Regions from separate parts of the Homo sapiens genome. Here region 2 is linked to region 1. A link is a contact called in ENCODE Hi-C or POLR2A ChIA-PET data. All regions are on one chromosome and are shown on one strand. Each heading gives the region's core, a stretch centred on a gene start or an enhancer-like site at or near the end of the contact. The rest is flanking DNA. Distances are from core to core; before and after follow the strand shown. Region 1 holds the start of ZNF749 (zinc finger protein 749). Region 2 holds the start of ZNF837 (zinc finger protein 837).

Region 1 (3,146 bases), core at 258-2,757:
AATTACCTGTTTTTACATCCCTAAGTTAATGAGTTGTAGGATGGGGCTGAGCAGTCAATCAGTTACTGGTCCGTTCAGCAAACAGGTCAGCCTGCCATATAATGCAGTAAAGGGAGCTTGCTGGAGGCCCTTAACTGTGGTGGAGGATGTGAGAAAGCCCTGCCCAGTTTTGGACCCAGTTGCTGCATGGCCTTATCTTGTTCCCTAAAGAGTGGCCCTCAGGGCCAGCTGAGTTAGAAGGGTGGAGTGACTACAATTATCTCATGCCTCAGTCTCTGTATTCCAGGGCAACTCCTTATCCATCCAGGCCTCTTTTTCAACAGAAACAGACCAGACTCTTAGCCCATATCTGCTCCCTTCTGCAGGGAGTATCAGAGATGCCCTCCCTACCATGGTCTTTCCTCCAAATCTGAGCCCTCCCCTACCTCAGCCCATATGAAAAAACGATGTAGGATTCTTCCTTCTCAATCTGATCCACAGGCCAACTTCTCAAGTGCACAACTTCTAACTCATTTAAAGCTCCAGGCCAGCTACCTTCCCTCACCTTTGGAAATTACGTCCACCTACCCATGTGATGTCGCCCAAAATCCAACCCAGGATCTTCTGTCTGAAACCCGCTCCTTAAGCTGATATCTCTAATTCCATTCTTTCAGATTTTTCAGGCCAAAACAAAACCTATGGAAGACACCATTCACTACCGACTTTCCCTCACAGCTATGTTTGATGCAGCAGGAAATCCTGTTGACCCTATCTCTGAGATCCATCCAGAGTCTCATCACATCTCCCCTCTACTGCAACCCCTCTGGCCCAGCCCTACCATAACTCAAGGGGTCTCCTCAGCGGTCCCCCTGCCCCCGTTCAACATCCTGTTTTCCCCAACTTTAAACTTCTAACTCTGGGCGTGACCCTCCCATTCGTCCTCCCTGCACAGCCCTCTATGGCTCTCTGCGGCTCCACTGCCCTTCCAGGGGAGACTCCGCCTCAACCTCTGCTCCTTGGAGACAAAGACGCTCGGGCTCCCCAGTGCCGCCCGTTCTGCAGTGCCTCCAAGCCCCAGAGACGTGTCGGTCTCCGACGGGAGCTCCCCCGCCTCATCGCACCGCAGTCCCAGTCCCGGGCACCCCACACAAGAACGCCCCTCTCTTAGAGACACAAGGGCCTAACCTGCAGGGCGGCTCCTTGGGACTTCAGCACTGGGAGGAGGGGTTGGGCGGGGCGGCCTGGGACGCTGCACGCACCTCGGTCAGGTTCATCGGCGCGGCCTCCTCCAGTCCACCCAGGGAAGAGCGGGGCGGGAACGGCGGTCACCTGGACGCTGACGGAGGCAGGGGCGCCTGCAGCCGACTCAGCCGATCCGCACTCTAGCCTCTGTGTAGAAGGAACACCGCTTCTCGCGTTTTTCCGCTCTTTCACCTCAGTCCCGACCCAGAGCTCTGGGACCCTCTAAATCAGTGAACAGATCCCTAGGTAGCCATGCTAACGCAACCATGAGGGCGCCGCCAGAAGTCCCGCCCACACAATTGAGACCTCATTAGTCGTCTCTCTGCTAGACCAATGGCTACACTCGCTGCCCTGCCCCCGCAGTGTCTTCTGGGTAATGTAGTTCTCACGTTGCTGCCTGTGTCGCCCGCAGTGTCTTCTGGGTAATGTAGTTCCCACGCTGCTGCCTGCCTCGCCTCACAATGCTGGGCGCGCGGACCTTACGGAAAAAAGCTGGAGGCTCCTGGAGGAGCGTTAAGAAATGCAGTTCCGGGGCTCTTAAGGACGTGGAGGGGCTTTGCTGACTCCTAAACTGCAAGTAACCAGATTTTCCCGGAGAGCAGTCTAGGACAAGTCTGAGAAATATTTCAGAGACCTGTCGTTTCAGATTCTCTGAAGCACAGCAAGTCCCGAAAGGAAGAACATCAGAAGCGACATGGCTGACCATAATGAACTGGTCCTCCATTCATAGCGGTCAGCTCTTTTGTGCTTGTCAAGTACACACATACTGAGGCTCTGGAGACTTTTTTTTGATCGTTAGTGTGCTTCTGTTGGGACAAGAAAGAAAAGACCCACACAGGATGTGATGGAGAGTTGAAGGAGGAATATCTTTCTGTCGACGAAAAGGGTGGAACTTTGTGAAATAGTTGAAGAGATTTATTCTGAGACAAATATGAGTGACTAATGGCCCATGACACGGCTCCAAGATATCCTAAGAACATATGCCCAGGGTGGCCCATCTACAGCTTGGTTTTAACAATTTAGGAAGACGTAAGACATCAATCAATACATGTAAAATGTACATTGGATTCCTCTGGAAAGGCGCAACTGGAAGGGAGGGGCGGGGCTTCCAGGTCAGGTGGGTTCAAAGATTTTCCGATTGGCAATTGGTTGAAAGAGTTTGTATCTAAAGACCTGGAATCAGTAGAAATGGTTGTCTGGGTTAAGGGGTTGTGGGCCGGGCGTGGTATCTCACGCCTGTAATCCCAGCACTTTGGGAGGCCGAGGTGGGCGGATCACCTGAGGTTGGGAGTTCGAGACCAGCCTGACCAACATGTAGAAACCCCATCTCTACTAAAAATACAAAATTAGACGGGCATGGTGGCACATGCCTGTAATGCCAGCTACTCGGGAGGCTGAGGCAGGAGAATCGCTTGAACCCGGGAGGCGGAGGTTACGGTGAGCCGAGATCTCGCCATTGTACTCCAGCCCGTGCAACAAGAGCGAAACTCCGTCTCAAAAACAAAAAAAGACAAGGGGTTGTGAAGACCAAGGTTATATCATGCAGATGAAGCCTCCAGGTAGTCTTATAAGGCCTTATGATAAGGCCTCAGCTCCTGAGCTAAAGCTATCTTCCCACCTCAGCCTCTAGAGCAGCTGGGACTGTAGGTACAGGACACCGTCCCTGGCTTTATTCAGCTTTTTACAATGCACTACAAAAAGTCGGCATTTAGAGCTATTTTTCTCTCACTGCAATTGAGTAGCAGTGAGAGAAAAATTGAGTAGCAATAGTATTGCCATCAGGTGGTGGCAATACTACCTGAAAACCATGCCCCCAACAAATGAAGATTTGGATAATGCCTTATGGTCTCTTCTGCAGGATTAGTGAAGGAAGAACAAAGAAAAGACCAAAAATTAAAACCCATTCTCTTTATATTCAGAAAAGG
Region 2 (3,142 bases), core at 359-2,858, 950 kb before region 1:
GGCCACTGCACTCCAGCCTGGGCAACAGAGCAAGACTGTCTCAAAAAAGAAAAAAAAAAAGAAATCCCACTTGTGTCCCAATTGGGGCCAGTGGCTGAACCTGTCAGACATCTGCACACCCACACAGAGCCAGCAGCTGCACTCCTTTCTCTGTGACAATTGTCAAGGCCTTCCTGTGCAACTCTCTTCAGCCACCAAGGGACCCACAAGGCGGGCAGCCCTCCAAGTGCCCTTCAGCCTCCTGCTCGCCCTCAATTAGCTTGGTAAGCCCTGAGTTTTGTACTTGGGCAGGGAGATAGACCTCCTGACAAGGCTTTCGATGTGCAGACACCCAAAGGATGGAGAAAGGGAGTGGAACAGTCCCAGCATCCCTGAAGCAGATGCAGTGGAGGCAGAAAGGTGGGGCAAACTGGGTCGTTACATGCAATATATGTGCTGGACTGGCCAACAAAATTAGATGTCCCTATTGAGGGCAGGAGCCACACAATAGATGGGGGCAAGAGCTGGGGGTTACAAATGGGTAGGAGGCGTGACCAGTTCATCCTACCTGGGAGGGCCCGTAGAGTCAGCAACACCCAAAGGGGCTGGGGAGGCTGTGGTTCCCCAATGGGGCCGCACGTGTTAGAATCAACTAGGAGCCGGACTAGGGGCCTGGCGCAGTGGCTCAAGCCTGTACTCCCAGCACTCTGGAAGGCTGAGACACGAGGATCGCTTGAGCCCAGGAGTTCCAGACCAGTCTGGGCAACATATGGAGACCCTATCTCTAAAATAAATAAATAAATAAAAATAAAAAAACTATCCAGGCATGGTGGCTCCCACCTATAGTCCCAGCTATTCGGGAGGGTGAGGTGGGAGGGTCGCTTCAGTACAGGAGTTCGAGACCAGCCTGGGCGACATAGTGGGAGGAGGAAGGGAGGGGGAGAAGGAGGGGGAGGGAGAGAAGAAAGAAAATTAGCCGGGCGTGGTGGCGCGCGCCCCTGTTAACAGCTACTCTGGAGGCTGAAGTAGGAGGATCGCTTGAGCTCAGGAGGTCGAGGCTGCAGTGAACCGTGATGGTGTCACTGCATTAGCCTGGGCGACAGAGCGAGACCCCGTCTCAAAAAAGCAAACCAAAAAAAATACAAAAAAATAGACTTAACTGAGGAGTTTTGACGCGCATATGCTCGGGCCCAGTCCCAGATTCTGATGTTATCGGTCTGACTCGCAACGCGCTCACCAAGACACTTCAGAGCTCCCCAGGTGCTTCCCAGCCCAACTCTCCCACCCGAGGGGAGCCTGCGAACCGCAAGTCGGTTCCGGGTTGGGACCTCTTAGAAATCAGATTGGGAGAGGAGGCTATCAATCATAATCATGACCAGTCACCCGCTTTCACGAGAAGGAATGGGCGGGACCCTACGTCCCCGTCCAGAACGCCGTTTCTTTGGCGACGACTTAGGTCCACGCCCCGCCTTTTAGGTGTAGCCGGCCTCTGTTTCTATGATAACCGAAGCCCAAGCCTCTCCCTACACCGCTTTCTCCGCAGCGTCAAAGCGGGACATGACGGGACTACGTTTCCCAGCAGTCCCCGCGCGGGTTCCCGCCTGCGCTTGCTGTGGCCCGGGTCCCTCAGTGCCGCGGCGGCCCGGAGGTGGCGGGAGGACGGCTCCGCGCTGCATGCGGGGCGGGGACCAGGGACCCGTGCGGGCCGCCTCCAGAGAGTAAGTGGCATTCTGCGCGGACCCGCAACCTCGGCCTGCGAGGCGGGGACCTCCCGGCGCATAGCGCGGCCACCACCCCAGTCCCCTCTCCACCTCCGCGCGCGGGGTCCGGGGCAGAGGCGTGACGCCGCGCACTTCCGGTCCTCGCGCTCCGGGTCCGGACCGGCCACACAGCACTCGCGACCTTGAGTTCCGGGCGGGACGGGCTTCTGTAGTTCTGGCCCCCGCGTTTCCGTGCTGGGTGTCATTGAAGCCCGCGAGGGGAGGCTCCAGGCCCGGGACCCATCCTGGCGGCCTGCGGCTCTCGGAGTCAAGCCCACCTGCTAGCCGAGGCCGACGCCGGCCTCCCTACCGTCTCTGCCCCCGCATCCTGGCCTTTGCACTTTGCTCTTTCCTTGTCTGCAGACCGGTTTCATGCCCCCTCTTCACAGAGGCCCGAAGAATCCGCTGCCTCCCTCCCTGGCGCCCTCGCGCTGCTCCCTGTCTGATGTTCTTCACGTCTTTTTCTCTCTTAAACGGTCTCTTGTTCATTTCTTCTTGTCTGCGGTCCCCTCCTTCACTCACTATTAGAGCAGGATGCAGCACCGTTTGGCCCTGACACAGTGGATGTCCTGCGAGGGTTGAAGCTTGCTAATCCTTGAGGGTGGAGGCACTGTCGGGAGGACAGACACAGAAGGGAGCTGTGCCTGCACTCAGAGGACATTTCTTCTGCTGTACAGTGCATGATGCACTGTTCTTCCCATTGCGTGCACAGTGTAGAATTGGACATAGGGGCTAGAGTCTGTGTCCCCTGGGACTGTCAGTGTGGGTGAGGTTGGTCTGTGGCTCAGAGAGGTGGAGCCACGCTGAGCTGGGCACTAGCCTGTGTCCTCCACACCTCAGAGCCACCAACGTTGACTTCCCTGCACATTCTGTTTTTGTTGTTGTTGTTGTTGTTGTTGTTTTGAGACGGAGTTTCGCTCTTGTTGCCCAGGCTGGAGTGCAGTGGCGCGATCTCGGCTCACTGCAACCTCCGCCTCCCGGGTTCAAGCGATTCTCCAGCCTCAGCCTCCCGAGTAGCTGGGATTACAGGCATGCACCACCGTGCCTGGCGACTTCCCTGCACATTCTCTTGGGCAAATAAGACCTCATTGTGCCGTGTGCAACCTCCATGAGGATGTTGAACCTCACTAGCTTTCCTGTGTGTGCTGTTGCTCTGCAGTTCTGCAGGGCTCAGCCTTGGCCACGTTAACCTCTCAGTCCCCCTAAATTGGTAACTCTGCATCCTGTTCCCAACACCAGAAGCCCTAAGGACAACTAGAAAGGCTGGGCGAGCACCCAGGTGCAAGCATGCTCACCTGGGGCAGGTGGGAGGTCACTGTAAGAACAGCCTGGGAGAGCTGTAATGCACCATCAAGGACGGGCTCCTGGGACCTGGGACCCAGAGCCTCGATTGTGTTTGCTGT

Evidence for each region. A loop is a pair of places that touch in the nucleus more often than their neighbours do. ChIA-PET counts read pairs that join two places held with the same protein, here RNA polymerase II (POLR2A). Pooled maps may share reads with other maps.
Region 2: a loop to region 1 is called in a pooled map, with 13 times the contacts of the local background. The contact joins the promoter of ZNF837 here to the promoter of ZNF749 in region 1. A Hi-C loop is called at or near these places in 1 of 168 maps with a recorded cell type or tissue (naive thymus-derived CD4-positive, alpha-beta T cell), 1 of 37 single-sample maps with no recorded cell type and 11 of 50 pooled maps. POLR2A ChIA-PET finds 5 or more read pairs at or near these places in 1 of 52 experiments (CD8-positive, alpha-beta T cell).

Annotation. Positions count from the first base shown.
Region 1 is chr19:57,433,686-57,436,831 of GRCh38, reverse strand. It overlaps ZNF749 (zinc finger protein 749), which reads right to left and starts at 1,507. Exons shown (of 3, transcript NM_001023561.4): 1 at 1,239-1,507. The coding sequence starts at 1,253. RefSeq lists enhancers at 943-992, 1,623-1,922.
Region 2 is chr19:58,379,496-58,382,637 of GRCh38, reverse strand. ZNF837 (zinc finger protein 837) reads left to right here and starts at 1,608. Exons shown (of 3, transcript NM_138466.2): 1 at 1,608-1,697. RefSeq lists a silencer at 1,347-1,856 and enhancers at 2,207-2,266, 1,801-2,342, 2,297-2,526, 2,343-2,884.